Linked DNA regions of Homo sapiens: region 2 is linked to region 1. Evidence: read pairs that join two places in POLR2A ChIA-PET (ENCODE). Cell type or tissue: GM12878. All regions are shown on one strand.

Region 1 (8,000 bases):
ATCAGCATCAGCTGTGATCCTCATTCAGCTCAGTCTCATTTGGTGCTAACCATAGTCCTCTGAGAGAGGCACTGCAAGGATCTTGACCTTTTTTTGACAGATTGGGAAGGCTGGGAAGTGGAGCAGAAGGAACCTGCCGAAGGGACTCAGAAACATGGCAGCAGAGTCAGGACCAGCAACATCAATGCCCGTGTGTTCCTGAGTGACACTTATTTCTCCTTGCTACTCTGCCATGTAACCACCAAACGTGATGTTCTTAGGACAGGCCTCTGCTTAAAGACCACTGCTATCAGGGTGTGCATTGCAGCAGGGCAGAACATCTAGTTTGGGAGTTTAAAGATGCAAGTTCCAGACCCAGTTCTCTATTGACATCACCACCTGCAAACATGAGCAGGGCCCATGCGTCAGGAGCCCAGATTGATCTACTGTGGAGGCCACCAGGATGTGGCTGCCCTGTACACTATGTTCTCTGTGATCCTGGGCATCTCCTGGAGGGAAGCCAGGGAACTGTGCCAGGAACTTGGCCCAGCCCCGTCTTCTCACTGGCCTTCAATTTCCTCATGTGTCTAAAAAGAGAGATTACAGTAGATGAGTGGTTTACCGTTTGGGGAAACCATGTGGCTCCCTCTCCTCAAAGCAACTGTTTTAATATATTAGTTTCTGCATAACATTCAGTGTGGAAGGAAGAAAAGTTCTAGAGCTAATGTCCATTTATTAGAATGAGACAGAGGAATGTGTTACATGCGGCCACAAAGAAACAAACAGATAAATACAGAATGTGGGAAAACTGACTCTGTTTCTGCAAGGTGATGACAATGGAAAAAAGGAAGGAGTACTTTGTAGATTAAAAGAGACTTCAGAAACTTAACCATGGCTATGTGAGGTGATGGATATATTAATTAGCTTAATTATGGTAACCATTTCACAATGTATATCAAAACATCACAGTGTATACCTTAAATATGTATACTTTTTATTTGCTAATTATACCTCCATAAAGCTGGTGGTGGGGGGGGAACGATAGAGAAGGAAAAAAAATCAAGATTTGGACAAGTGTAACAAATTGACTTGCAAATTTTTAGCATGTTATTGCCATTTTCAACTTCTGGTTTATTTGTGCTGTTTTCAACATCAGTTACTATGGTATGAATGCTGATCAGGCCAGTGCATTCCGCTAGGTATTGCATACTTGCCAGAACATACTTAGATTCGGTTTAAAAGAAATAAGTCCTGGCCAGGTGCAGTGGCTCACGCCTGTAATCCCAACACTTTGGGAGGCTGAGGCAGGAGGATTGCTTGAAGTCAGGAGTTTGAGGCCAGCCTGGGCAACAGAATGAGACCCCATGTCTACAAAGATAGGTTTTAAAAAATTAGCTGGGCATGGTGGTGCATGCCTGTGGTCACCGCTGCTTGGTAAGCTGAGATGGAGGATTGCTTGAGCCCGGGCAGCTGGGGCTCCAGTGAGCTATGGTCATACCACTGCACTCCAGCCTGGGCGACAGAGTGAGACCTCGTCATGAAAGATAGAGAAAGAGAGAAATTCTATCTGCCACATCTTTTTTTTTTCTTTTTTTTTTTTTTGAGACGGAGTCTTGCTCTTGTTGCCCAGGCTGGAGTGCAGTGGCATGATCTCAGCTCACTGCAACCTTCGCCTCCCAGGTTCAAGCGATTCTCCTGCCTCAGCCTCCTGAGTAGCTGGGATTACAGGTGCACACCACCACACCCAGCTAATTTTTGTATTTTTAGTAGAGATGGGGTTTCACCATGTTGGCCAGGCTGGTCTTGAACTCCTGACCTCAGGTGATCCACCCACCTTGGCCTCCCAAAGTGCTGGAATTACAGGCGTGAGCCACCGCGCCCGGCCAACATCTATCTTTTTAAACCAACAGAATGCCTGCTAATTTAAGAAACAGAAGTTCTGGAATTGAGAATAATCTGACTTAATTTATACTCTGTGAAATCAATGAAAAATCCAAGAATAAAAAGTACATCTTCTTTTTTCTAAAAACCAACAAAAAGAAACAACTAAATTCAATATGTGAATTTGTTTGGATCAGATTCAGGCAAGCCAACCATTGAAAACGTTCATGAGAATGAAGGAAGGTTGATTAAGGGCTGGCATCACAAGTTGGGTGTCCCAGAAAGCAGACTCTAAAATGGACTTAGTCTGCAGGATGCTTATTAAGCAGTGCCCTGGGGACCGATGCTTGGGGAAGGGAAGGAAATAGGAGTGGGCAGAGGGAGAAGTCGAGTTGGGATGTGAGCCCAGCGACAGCCTTAGTGGACCCCACGAGGAGTCGTGGAGCTGGAACAGCCCTGCACAGTTATCCCATGCTCAGCCAAGATGGCCAGGCCTCTCCACCTGGCATGGATCAGTCATTGGGTGTAGGCCACCCTGGGGAAGGCTGCAGTAACACCTGATGGGGTTGATACTAAGGGTCTGTCAACAGCACTCAAAGCTGGTGGGGTCCCAAGTCCTTTGCTGAAGCTTGGGGTCTGTGCAGCCCATCAAAGCATAGATCACAGCTGGGTATTAGGCAGGCATTGGTTGCATGGGCCAGTGATGTGGTTATGTTAGAAAACATACTTATTTCTTTAAAGATGAGATAGTAGAGGTGTGAAATGATATGTTTGGGATTTGCCTTTTCTTTTGCTTTTGTTTGAGTCAGAGTCTCGCTCGGTCGCCCAAGCTGGAGTGCAGTAGCATGATCTCAGCTCACTGCAACTTCCGCCTCCTGGGTTCAAGAGATCCTCTCACCTCTGCCTCCCAGGTAGCTGAGACTACAGGTGAGTGCTAATTTTTGTATTTTTTGTAGAGACAGGGTTTTGCCATTTTGCTCAGGTTGGTCTCAGACTCCTGGGCTCATGCAGTCTGCCCACCTCAGCCTCCTGAAGTGCTGGGATTACAGGTGTGAGCCACCACGCCTGGCCAGGATTTGCCTTTAAACACTTCAGGTAAGAAAAAAAATTGAAAAGAAAATGTAAAAAGGACAGACGAAATGCATGTAGCAAAATCTTGATATTGGAATCTGGGTGATGGGTATGTGGGGATTCAACGTACAATTCTCTACTTTTGAAAATGATTGAAAATTTTTACAATACATTAACTGAAAGTATAAGAACAAAAATGATTCTAAGCAAGCCAGTGAATCTGGCATTAATTAAATGTAATTAAATGTTTAACTGATGTCTATGAAAGCTAGAATATTGGTTTTAGCTCAATAGGCAGTTCTCAAGACTAAAAGAATGTTTAAAAGCCACTGGATAAGGTATAAGCCAAGCTTGTTCAACCCACGGCCCGTGGGCCACATGCAGCCCAGGACGGCTTTGAATGCGGCCCAACACAAATTCATAAACTTTCTTAAAACATTATGAAATTTTTTTTTTTGGCGATTTTTTTTTTTAAGTTCAACAGCTATCATTAGTGTTACTGTATTTTATGTGTGACCCAAGACAATTCTTCCAATGTGGCCCAGGGAAGCCAAAAGATTGAACAGTCCTGGAAGCTAAATTCTCTAACAGCTTTCAAATCCTATGACTCTTCTACTTCTCAAGGTGTGTGGTCTTCCACTGGCTTGAGTCATCTCTTCCCAGGAAAGGGTGGTGCCGTCCAGCCAGCACATCCCCAGTGGTGTTACTGGATGCAGCAGGACTTGGATGTAGTTGCACCCCCTGGGCTGGGGTTTCCCCCCGGCTGATTTCCTGCGGCTGCTGCAATGAAACAGGAAAAAGAACACACCAGGTGACAAGAGGCTGCAGTGGGCTTCCCCTTTGACCTAATTTGGACCAAGAGTTGCAAACTCAAAGGCTTTCAGTGGCCAACAGATAACAACACATGCAGAAGGCAAACCAGGTGTGAGGAGAATCACGGAAACAGAACATTTCTCTAAGAAAAATAGCAGCACGAGGATGATGATAAGTGAGAACCAGTACTCGGCACCAATGTCTGGGAGACCAGGGGAGCTGTGAACATGACAAACTAGAGACAGCCTCTGTCTCATCTAAAGGGGGCAGTTGCCACTCGGCTTCAGCCAATTGTTGTCATGCAAAAATGATAGACTGGTGTGGCCAGATCTTACCTTTTTACTCTTTTAGAAAGAAAAGCTGGGCCAGGCACAGGGCTCACGCCTGTAATCCCAACACTTCAGGAGGCTGAGGCAGGAAAATCACTTGAGCCCAAGAGTTGGAGGCCAACCTGGGCAACATAGCAAGACCTGGTTTCTACAAAAAAATACAAAAATTGGCCAGGCATGGTTGCATACACCTGAAGTCCCAGCTGCTAGGGAAGCTGAGGTGGGAGGATCGCTTGAGGCCGGGAATTTGAGGCTGCAGTGAGCTATGATCGTGCCACTGCGCTCCAGCCTGGGCAACAAAGCAAGACTCTATCTCCAAAAAAGAAAGAAAAAGAGGCTGTAAATCTGGATTTTTTAAATCTTAAATATTCCAATTTTAAAATGTGGCCCAAAAATTCACATTTAAAAAAATGTTGGTACTGATTCTCTAGCTATAAGAAAAAAAAGAAGGAGAAAAAAATGTAAGCCAAATCTGTATTTTTTTATCTGAAGGCCACAAATTTGCACTGATTTACTACTTGCCCAAAAGACAATTTGTACAAATTAGAAAAATGCACTTATTTCCCAGGATACCTCACTGCCATTTTTCTGGAAAATCAAAATAGCTATACACATCTGTGATGTACAGGACACTCCCCGGAGTTGTGCAAAGCATAAACTACAAAACTCTAAGTGGCCCCTACATTTGCAGCTGCCCATTTAGAATCAACCCACGCTGCCCAGAGCAGAGCTGAGGCCCTGACATTTTCCATGTGTAAGAGCCATGGGTGAAGAGGGATGGGTGTGCAAAGGAGGGCAGTCAGGGTGAGGGAGGGACAAGATGCCATGTCCTGTGAGGAAACAGATCACACAATCAGTAAAAGAAATGACTTGGGGGAGGGGCAGTGCTGTCAGTAGTAAAGAGTTAGAACAAACAAATCCCATTTGATTCTGAAGGCAGAACCATGACCACTAAGTGGAAGCTTCAACAAGGAACAATTTGAGTTCTAGGAAGACCTTTCTAATAGTGGTACTGAATGAGGATGTCATATAAGATAGTGAGACCTCTGTCACTGGTGGTATACAAGCATAAGCTCATGATGGTATAGATAGGATTCAAACATCAGACAGAAGGCTGGAAATAGGGCCTCAAATTCCTTCCAAGTCCGGACGCGGTGGCTTATGCCTGTAATCCCAACACTTTGAGAGGCCGAGGCGGGTGGATCACCTGAGGTCAGGAGTTCGAGACCAGCCTGGCCAACATGGTGAAACGCCATCTCTACTAAAATACAAAAATTAGCCAGGCATGGCACTGGGTGCCTGTAATCCCAGCTACTCAGGAAGCTGAGGCGGAAGAATTGCTTGAACCTGGGAGGTAGAGGTTGCAGTGAGTGGAGATCGTGCCACTGCTCTCCAGCCTGGGAGACAGAGTGAGACTCCGGCTCAAAAAATAAATAAATAAAAATAAAATTCCTTCCAACCAATAATTATAGATCTTCTCCTTTGTCCCAGGGTAGGGACATATGTCCACAGCCCTAAAATCAGAGTCTGTGCTATGTTGGTTGCCGGGGCACTTGCTGGGAGGCCTGGATCGTTCCTCAGCCTCAATCTTGGGAACCGGGCTCTGTCTCTTACTGTGTGACTTGGTCTCTTCCAGCCTTGGTGCTCTCACACACAGAATGGGGACAGTATTGGCCATCAGGAGGCCTGAATGAGACTCCGTGTAAGAGTCTCTGAGGCAGGACGCAGACACTGAGTGCTCAGGGAGTGGGGTGGTGGGAGTCCCTGCTTCCCCCTTCCACAAACCTGACTTGGCCGACTGCTGTTTCTGCTTCTTCTCCTCCTGCACCTTCATCTTGGCATCGTACTCATCAGCAAGCGCCTTCCACTCCTTGCGATTGTTGGTGATCCCGTCCAACATTGGGGTGATCTCCTCGTGGAAACGGGAGAATTCCTAGAAGAGAGAGTATGTGCCTCTGGTGCAAGGGCCAGGCCACAGGGTCTGGGCTCAAGCGGGTGGCACAGCTGGAAACGTCCAACACTGGAATGAGCTGCTTCGGAGTAGCAGGCCTCCCGCCACCGTGCTGATACTGCAGGGCCTCCGGTCTACACCAGCCCATGCCTCACCTGCTTAGAAGCCTCCTGTGGCGCCCCTGTCCTTCAGCATGAAGTGAAAACCCCTTACTATGGCTTTCAAACTCCATGACCCAGTGTCCTCCTGCCCTTGACCATCTTGCATTCTCCAAGCAATCCAAATCTCTTAGTTCCTGGAGTGTGTCCTCCATTCTGTGAGCCTCACACAAGCTGCTCTTTTCTTTTTTTTTTCTTTCCAAGACAGGGCCTCACTGTCATCCAGGCTGGAGTGCAGTGGCACAAACATAGCTCACTGCAGCCTCAAACTCCTGGGCTCAACCCATCCTCCCACCTCAGCCTCCCAAGTAGCTGGAACTACAGGCTCATGCCACCACACCCAGGTAATTTTTTTTATTTTTGTAGATACAGGGTCTCCCTATGTTGCCTAGGCTGGTCTCAAGCTCCTGGCCTCAAGTGATTCTTCTGCCTTGGCTTCTCAAAGTGCTGGGATTACAGGCATGAGCCACCATGCTCAACCCAAGCTGTTCACTTTGCTGGAACACTCTAACCTCCCGTTTTCTTCCTTGAGGCCTCCACTTATATGTCACTTCCTCCAAGAAGCCTCTTCTGGCCCCCTAGTGGAGTCCCCCATTGGAAGCTCCCAAAGCCCTCTCTTACCACATCTTGCTTCCTTGTCATGACTCCCTTTGCTTGTCTCCCCGAGAGGCTGAGAACCTGGAGAGGGCAGGGACATTGGCAGCCTCATTCCCTGGGGTGGCCCTGGCCTAGCACAAGGTCTGGGACACAAGGATACTCAGTAAATATTTTCTGAGTGAAATCGGGATGTTGAGAAGATGATTTTTTTTTTTTTGAAACTGAGTTTTGCTCTGTTGACCAGGCTAGAGTGCAGTGGTGCAATCTCGGCTCACTGCAACCTCCGCCTCCCAGGTTCAAGTGATTCTCCTGCCTCAGCCTCCCAAGTAGCTGGGATTACAGGCATGCACCACCAACCCAGCTAATTTGTTTTTTTGGATTTAGTAGAGATGGGGTTTCACCATTTTGGTCAGGCTGGTCTCGAACTCCTGACCTCAAATGATCCACCTGCCTTGGCCTCCCAAAGTGCTGGGATTACAGGCATGAGCCACCTAGAAGATGATTCTTAAAGGCTCTTACAGCTCTTTGAGCATAGCACATTATACTTTATGAGCAATTTATCTCCTCTGGTCCTCAAATTCCTGTGAGGTAGGAAAATAAGATTCATCACTTCTACATCTTTAGGTAAGGAAATTGAGATGCAGATTGATGGAGTGGATTTGCCCAATATAAGAACAGCAAATCCACGGCCCGCTGTGAAGTGCCAGAGCCGACTGTGTTCAGAGATGCCTGGGTTCCGGTCCAGGCTCTGCCACAAACTGCGATCTTGGGCGGGTCACTACCAGAGCTTACCTTCAGCCATTAAATCAGGACAGTAATAATACCTACCCCACAGTGTGGTTTTGATAACATATATAAAGCACTTAGCCCAGTCTCCCTTATTTAATAATATTCCTGATGATTAAAACTCATTCCCTCAGCTGGGCACCATGGCTCACGCCTGTAATCCCAGCACTTTGGGAGGCCGAGGCGGGTGGATCGTTTGAGGCCAGGAGTTTGAGACCATCCTGGCCAACAAGGCAAAACCCCGTCTCTACTAAAAATACAAAAATTAGCCCGGTGTGGTGGCACATGCCTGAAGTCCCAGCTGCTTGGGAGACTGAGGCAGGAGAATTTCTTGAACCTGGGAGGTAGAGGTTGCAGTGAGCTGAGATCGCACCACTGCACTCCAACCTGGGTGACAGAGTGAGATTCTGTCTCAAAAAAAAAAAAAAAAAAAAT
Region 2 (8,000 bases), 62 kb before region 1:
AAGGCTCCCTTTCACTCTGCTGTTCTATAATTCTGGCACCTATGCCTCCCTTGCAGCAGCTCTGAAATGAAAAGGTTTTTGTTCTTATTCTAGCATAGAAATTACATGTCATAGCTTAGGGCGTCAGATTTCCTGAGTTCCAATCTCTGGACAACTACCTACTTAGTTGGGTGTCTCTAAGGGAAGTTAGCAAACCTCCCTGCGCCTCAAGTTTCCTCACCTGTAAAATGGAGATAAAAAGGGGACCTATCTCATGAGGTACCTGCAGCTATTGTAGTTAAAGCATAAGGTGGGGCATTGGACTAAGTGGCTGTCAAGGTCTTTTTCCACCTGGGGCTCTGTTGTTCTAAATCCCAGACGTCTAGTCTCAAGCTGGAGAATTACCTAAGAGAGGACATTTCACAGCTCTGGAAACCTGATCTGGAGATTAGAGGCCTGGAAAAGGCAACTGAGGAGAAAGGAGCAGTGGGGAGTTTCCAGGGCACCAAATGCAAATCTGAGTACAGGTGTGGATGCCATGTCTCTGCCAGCCAGCTCCTCAGGGCAGAGGACGCAGGAGGGCGGCAGCTTCTGAGCGGGATGAGGTCACAGCATCTTGAGGCCTGGGATACTGTCACCTCAGCCCCATTCATCTGCAGTTTTTTGCAGAACCATCCTTCCCATGTCTGCTGTTTGGGGATGATGGTGGGGGCAGGGGGGGATGATTATCTTTTTTTTTCACAGTATAACAGTGATTAAGTACCCTGTTTTGGAGTCAGACTTCCCTTAACCCAGCTGGGGAACCTCATTAGGCCTCCTCAGTTTCCTCCTCTGTAAATTGGGAATAATACCAGTCATGAGGATTGAGTGACATGATGCATGTCAAGAGCTCAGCCCATTTTCCCACATAAGAGAAGGCTCACTAAAATCTGAAGAGTGCCTACTGTGTGCCGAGGTGCAGCAGGAAGCATGGAGAGGCTTCCGTTCTGGTGGGGGTCGACCAGTAACACACATCTGGACAGAACTAACAAGGCCATTTCAGACAGTGATGTAGATCATGAAGAAAATAAGACACAGCCATGCGATGGAGAGTGTGACGGAGTAGGGAGGGTGGTGGCCACTTCAGAGTGAGCAGTCGGTGGAGTAGGGGGGGCCTGTTGGAGGAGGTGACATTTGATCTAAACATCAGAAAGTAACCAGCCATGCAAAAATGGCTTGTGGATAGACACTGGGGCAGTGACCAGCTATTGAGCTCCAATGTAAAGGATGTCAGGATGGCTGTGGCATGGTCAGTGAGGCAGAAAGTGGCAGAAGAGGATGCTGGCAGGGTAGGCAAGGGCCTTATAAGCCACAGGTGTTTGGATTTCATTCTGAGTGCAATAGGAGCGTCTTTGGAGAATTTTGAGCAGTGGGTGGGTAACATAGTCCTGATTTACATCTTTTAAAGATAATTTTGGCTACTGTGGGAGAGACCAACTTGGGGTGGGGTGAGCAAGTGTGGGAGTGGGAGGCCAGCTGGGCATCTGCTGGAAGTCTAGTAAGAGATGATTGTATGCACCAGTATGGTGGCAGCAGAGAGAGAGAGATGAGAATGGTATTTTGGAGAGAGTGCAGACAAGACTGGCTGATGGATGGCATGTGAGGGCGAGGGAAGAGAGGAATACTTAAATTTTGCTCCTCAGCAGCTGGGTGAAGGGTTTGCCATTTACTGACCTAGGAGAGACTGAAGGAGAAACTGGTTTGGGTGGAAATAGAATTCCATTTGGATCTAAGGAGGAGATGCTGATAAACCACTCAGGTGGAGATATCAAGGAGGAAGGATTTGAAAGGGCTCCTTTGCAGGCATAGCCGAGGACAGAGTTAATGCATGGAAGGACACGGTTTGTTTTGCTCCGAGACAGCCTGTGTGCATTTCTAACTGCAGCTTATCCCTCTTCCAGCCCTAAGCTTCTGGATTAGCTTGAAGGGCCTCCCTCCCTCGCCCAACAGCTTGGAGTGACCCACATCCCTCCTTGAACCCTGGACGGGCTCAAGGCTGCCCAAAATGCTCCTCTGCAGGACTCCTATTGGCGCATAGGTGGAGCTTCCAGCCCTGGTGTGTCTGGGATCAGAGCCTGGGATAACCTAGACCAGCCAGCCTTAAAGAACATTGACAGTGTGCCAGGCACTGTGTTACAATGCTTTAAACCTCACGTTTAAGGGGTCTGTGAACTTGGATGGAAAAAAATTACATCTTTGTTTTCATGAATCTCTAGCTGAAATTTAGCATTTCCTTTATGAATGTAGGGGACAAAAAAAAGTATTAGTGGTAACGGTGACTTTGTTGTCAATGGAAATCACAGATATTTGTATATCACAGTTGTTCAAGATATCTACAAATATTTAGGCTCATTGCTATTTCCAAATTATAAGTAATTATTAGGCATGCCACTAGCTCTTGTTATTTGTTAATAAGGAAACACTACCATAACAGATTCTTTTTTTATTATTTTGTAAATATATTTTGATAGTATTGGTTTTCTTTATAATTCTACATTTCATTTGGTGCATTTAAAAATGTTTCGGCTGGGCGCGGTGGCTCACACCTGTAATCCCAACACCTTGGGAGGCCGAGGCGGGTGAATCACTTGAGGTGAGGAGTTCGAGACCAGCCTGGCCAACATGGTGAAACCTTGTCTCTACTAAAAATATAAAAATTAGCTGGGTGTGGTGGCGTGTGCCTGTAATCCCAGCTATTAGGGAGGCTGAGGCAGGAGAATTGCTTGAATCTGGGAGGCAGAGGTTGCAGTGAGCCGAGATTGCACCATTGCACCCAGCCTGGGCGACAGAGCAAAACTCCATCCCCACCCCCCGCCAAAAAACAATTCATTTATTTTTTTATTTTATGCATTCATAAATGTTGTGAGAAGTTTATAGGCTTCATCAGATCTCAGAGGGACCCATGGCTCAAAAAAGGTTAAGGACCCTTACTTTACAAGTATGATCTTATCATTCCCATTTTACAGATAAAAGAGCTAAGGCCCAGAGAGGTTGAGTGTCTTGGCCAGGGCCACACAGCTGGTTAAGGGACCAAGCCCAAATTAATGCACATCTTTCTCATTCCAAAGTCAGCGTTCAGAACAGTCCACCATTGCCTCCAAAGTAGCCCCATCAGCTAAACCTACAACTGATTTGAATAGAGTCCGCACCACAAAAAAATCATATTTTGTCTGAAAAAATTAATCCAGCATTTGCATTTCTAGTCTCTAACACGCCCTTGTTTTTTTGTTTTGTTTAGTTCTGTTTTTATAATACAAGAATGTTCCCCTTTCCAGTTAAATGACTTGACTTTATTATGGCAAATCTTGGGGGTAAAATGGAGTTCTGAAAAGAGGCACCATGCCTCCTGTGTATGCCTCTGAGTATGTCTTGCCACTCCAGGTATGTGATCAGAGATAGAGAAGCATGGCCTCAGCTTAGTTGATTCCCGTGCTGCCTGTGAGCAGCCAGTCCACTGAGCAAACGAGAAGGCTGAGGCCTAGGGCCATGGGGTGGCCTGATTATAATCACATAGCTCCAGCCAATGGAGTTCTAGTTCACGTTCTTCCCCTGTTGCAACCTTGGTATGGCTCAGATGACCAGCAGACTTTGGTCCAATTCCGACTACCCCTAACTTAGCTGAGTGATTTTGAGCACATTGCTTACCATCCCTGGGACTCAGTTTCCTCATCTGTAGAGTGGACTGGACAGTCTGTCTACCTGCCTTTATGTGGTTGTTGGACAGTATAAACAAGATGTCCATAATGTGCTTGGCACAAAAGAGAGGCTCAGCAAAGGGCAGTGATTCTTATGGGCCAAATATTACCAAGCTCTCAGAGGTCCCTAGCCCCCAAGCAGGGGCTGGGTGCTGAGGAAGGCAGAGACCTCCTTGCTGCCTGAGAGGTGAGATAGGACATTTGCTAAGCTCCCACCAAGAGCCAAGTGTGACCTGGTGGTCCAAACTCAGCCACAGTGGAGACCTCACTAGATGGACTGTGAAGGGTGGAGAATGGGGGACAGATTCCTCACCTCTCATCCCTGTCTGTCTGTCCCTTCCTCAGAATCCCAGAACAAGAAGTGGTGGCTTTATTTCACACACCTCTATATTTAATAAGCAGGACCATGACGAGGTTTGGTGACCTCAGGGCCCAAATGGACTGTCTGCTGGCATAAGTGGTGCTTGAGTCATTTCCCAGGGATGAGCACTGGGCAGGCTTCCAGGAGCTGAATTTACCCTCTGATTCTCTGCTCTCCTCTTCTCCTCCCCACCCCTAAGCTCCATTTTAGAGTTTCCAGCTTCTTTGGCTTCAGGAGGCATGGACCAAGATAGAAAGTAAAATAGTTATTCATTCACCAGGGCTCTCATGCCCTTCCCTGAGCAAAGGCTTAGGCTCGATTGAAGGGAGACCCTGGAAGCCCGAGACACTGAACCAGGCCCTGAGGCTCCTGCTGATATGTATGTGCACTGGGGACACAGGCTCAGTGACCTAAATGCCCAGAGAGAGACTGGAGGAAGGAGAAGCTGGGGCATTCAGGGCAGGCTCCATCAGGGAGGTGGCATATGAATGGGCTTTTTTGTTTGTTTGTTTGCTTGTTGTTGTTTTTTTTTTTTTTTTTTTTTGAGACGAAGTCTTGCTCTTGTCACCCAGGCTGGAGTGCAGTGGCACAATCTCAGCTCACTGCAACCTCCGCCTCCCGGGTTCAAGTGATTATCCTGCCTCAGCCTCCTGAATAGCTGGGACTACAGGTGTACGCCACCACACCTGGCTAATTTTTGCATTTTTTAAAATAGAGATGGTTTTGCCATGTTGGCCAGGTTGGTCTCGAACTCCTGACCTCAGGTAATTCACCCATCTCGGCCTCCCAAAGTGCTGGGATTACAGGTGTGAGCCATTGCGCTTGGCTGGAATTGGGTTTTGAGGAATGAGTTGCAGCATGTATATGATAAAAATAAAAACCTTCAAAGAGTAAAGAAGGACATAAAATAGAAAGTAAATATTCTCTGACCTCTCCCATGCCTAACCAACTCCTTATTCCTATTTCCTCCAACTCCTACTATTCTTGTGTGTCCTTCTTGCAATAATCTATGGATATATGAAGTGTACCTATCTATGCATCATAAAAAAAGTGTAAACAGGATCATGTAACGTTAACATCCCCTTCCACCTAACAGCCCATCTTGGCAGTCTTCCCATAGCAGTGCACGAGGGGAGGGATGGCTTTTGACCAGTGGTGCGAAAACATTGGTGGTCATTGCAGGTCGCTAGAAAGATATCACCAAGAACTCAGAGATGAGAAAAACTACAGTGCGTATGGGGAGCTTTGATAGGAGTGAGGCAGGCAGTATTGCCAAGCAATTACGAGCCTGGTCTTTGGATTTGGAAGATCTGGGGTTGAATCCCAGTTTCAGCACTCTCTAGCTGTGTGACCCTGGGCAAATTTCTTCACTTCAATTTCCCCATGTCTTAAATGGCTAACAATACCTCCCTTTGGGACTGTTAGGCACTTTTGGTGAGAGCACTTACAACTCACAGAGGCACCTGGTAAACAGCCTCCGCTGTTTTTGCTGCTGTTGTCATGTGACAGATGGGGCAGGGGGAGCTGAGTCCCAACAGGTGGGGCCAGGTGCATGTTGGGTGTTTCAGGAGTGACATTTGGAGAGAAGAGGGCCAACCGATTGATCTGAAGCTCAAAATAGCCTGGAAGTGCAAGAACAACAATAAATAAATGGGTTCTGGATGCTTTTAAATCTTGGCATTTCCTGATCTCAGCTCAGCTGGTCCAGACAGCTTCATCAGCATTTACTGCTGAGGCGGCGGCACACGCCTCCCTTGGCCATGACCCAAAGCTGCTTTCAAGAAAATCAGATCTAGAAACGTTTGGATCTCTGGTGCCAGGCCTATGGGTCATGGACATATGGCGTGGATCAGGTAGTGTCAGGGTTTGTCCCATGTGTATGGGGAATGAAGACCTAGGGGATGAGGAGAGAGAGAGCAGGACCTTGTAGGACGAGTGGGTGATATGGGCACAAGGGAATGGCCAGGCTCCTAATCCCCTCTCCAAGTGTTTATTGAGCACTTACTATGTGCCAGGTGCCAGGGATACAGTAGTGAGCATTAATAAAATACTCATGCATATAAATGTTTAATAATAAATGCTTAATTTCCCAGTGTGCTCAGCTCCAGAAGCCTCTGTACCTTCAGAAGGCCATGAGAGCGTGCAGAAAGGCTCCTTATATGATCTGCAAGCTCAAAAAAAAGTTTCCTCCAGGAAGTAGAGTGAAGGATGAATAGGAGATAAGTAGGCAAAGCCTTTATGTGTGGGAAGCGTGTTCCGGGAGAGGGAACAGCATGCGCAGAGGCTATGTCAGGGGACAGATCCTGTCAAGTGCCAGGGGTGGAAAGAAGCCAGCAGGACTCAGAGTGGCAGTAGGGAGTGGGTGCTGGTGTGAAATGATGTGGGACAGGGAGGCAGGAGACACACCGTGCAGGACCTTACAGGCCACAGAAAGAGTTTCAGTCTTTACCTGGGAGGAATCAGAGGGAGCCAGTGGGGTCAGGTCTGTGTCTTGAGAAGATAGCTGTGGCTGCTCTGTGTCTAGCCGCCTGGTGGGGGCTGGAGTAGAGGCAGGAGGCTATGGCTGCCATTGACGTGTGAGTTGGTGGTGTGAACTGGGTCTGTCTCAGAGCATGAAGGGTTAACTCAGTGACTGGGTGTGAGGAAGCTACAGGAAGGCCCAGCAACCCAGAGAGGCTGCAGCTGTAGTTGCTTAAGGACTCTTGTGTAGTAATCTCACTGATGGCCATTGTCTTTTGAGTATCTACTTTGCACTAGACACTATGTGAAGCCCTTCTCGTTAATCCTCATAAGAACCCTAAGCAGGTGGGTGTACCCTATTTTACTGAGACCCGGAGAAGTTAAATCATTTGGCCAAGATTACACAGCTCAGCACCGCCCCGTCCCTGACCCCCGAGCTCCTCTGGTTGACGGTCCTCTGGATAAGTGTTCTCCAGTTCACTTTGACCCTTCTCAGGACTTGGCCCAAGGCCCCAGCTTCTGTCTGGTTGCTCCAGTGACCCTCAGTGTAGTGTCTGCCCTGACCTCAGGAACCAGTTCAGAGCTGGTCTGGAAGAGCATTGTCCTACACGGTCTGAAAGGACACAGCCATGTGGCCCTCGCTCCTCCGTCCCTCCTGGCTTGCTGGCTTCTGGCAGCACTCAATTTGCGACGTGAGCTGAACCGGTTGTGTCTCTGGGCTTTGCATGTTGCCTGCCTCCCGGGATTCAGATGGTCTCTGCTGCTTGTTTTTATTTTTCTTCTTGACTTCCTCTCCTCTCCTCCTTTCCCTCTGCTCCCACCCTGTCCCCATCTGTTGTGGCCCCATGGGGGTCTTTTCCTCCCCTCCCAGATGTGCAGGCAGGATTTGGGATGGAGGCAGAAGCCTCCTTCCTTCTGGCTTCTCGAGAAGGAAGGAAGCTAACAGTTTGGACAGCTGTTACCTGCCGGGCTCTGGGCTAGGCTTTTGGCATACGTGATCACACAGAGCCCTCATGACACTTCTGTGAGGCATACACAGCTTTATCTCTACAGATGGGGCAGCTGGGGCTGGGAGGACTCAGGTGTTGCATCCATGGTCACATGATAAGGATCTGACTCGATTTAAAATTTTTGGCTTCCCAAACTTAAATGTGCCTATGAATCACCTGAGTATTTTGTTAAAATGCAGATTCTGATTCAGGAGGTCTGGGATGAGTGTGAAGGGCTGCGGTATTTAATAAGCTCCAGGAGAGGCTGATGCTGCTAGTTCATGGACCACAACATGAGTAGCATAGGGAGGAGCCAGCAGAGCTCCCACTTGCCACTTAAGGGATTCTCCCACTTGAGGGTTCACCAGCCCTCAATCCACACCACCTCCACCCCCTCCACTGTCTTTCCTCCTTTTTAGGAATTGCTGATGGGGCACCTGACACTTTTCCACCCTGCCCACGTGCTGACCCTGCATG

Evidence for each region. ChIA-PET counts read pairs that join two places held together with the same protein. Peaks named below come from ENCODE experiments on the same cell type or tissue, not always from the same donor. Only the 100,000 strongest peaks of a DNase experiment are listed, where the experiment ranks them.
Region 2: POLR2A ChIA-PET joins it to region 1 with 5 read pairs; 3 of 35 experiments call an interaction of 5 or more read pairs at or near these places.

What each region holds. Positions count from the first base shown.
Region 1 is chr5:149,857,261-149,865,260 of GRCh38, forward strand. It overlaps PDE6A (phosphodiesterase 6A), which reads right to left. Exons shown (of 22, transcript NM_000440.3): 21 at 5,859-6,006; 22 at 693-3,711. The coding sequence ends at 3,635. It also overlaps a transcript of PPARGC1B not described here. Among named protein-coding and RNA genes, the nearest start is that of PDE6A, 84 kb to the right of the region's middle. In GM12878, no CTCF peak of the experiment used is centred here; a DNase peak (open chromatin) is centred at 3,781; H3K27ac peaks cover 384 bases.
Region 2 is chr5:149,795,097-149,803,096 of GRCh38, forward strand. The region is part of intron 1 of PPARGC1B (PPARG coactivator 1 beta); the gene reads left to right. Among named protein-coding and RNA genes, the nearest start is that of MIR378A, 66 kb to the left of the region's middle. In GM12878, no CTCF peak of the experiment used is centred here; no DNase peak of the experiment used is centred here; H3K27ac peaks cover 1,863 bases.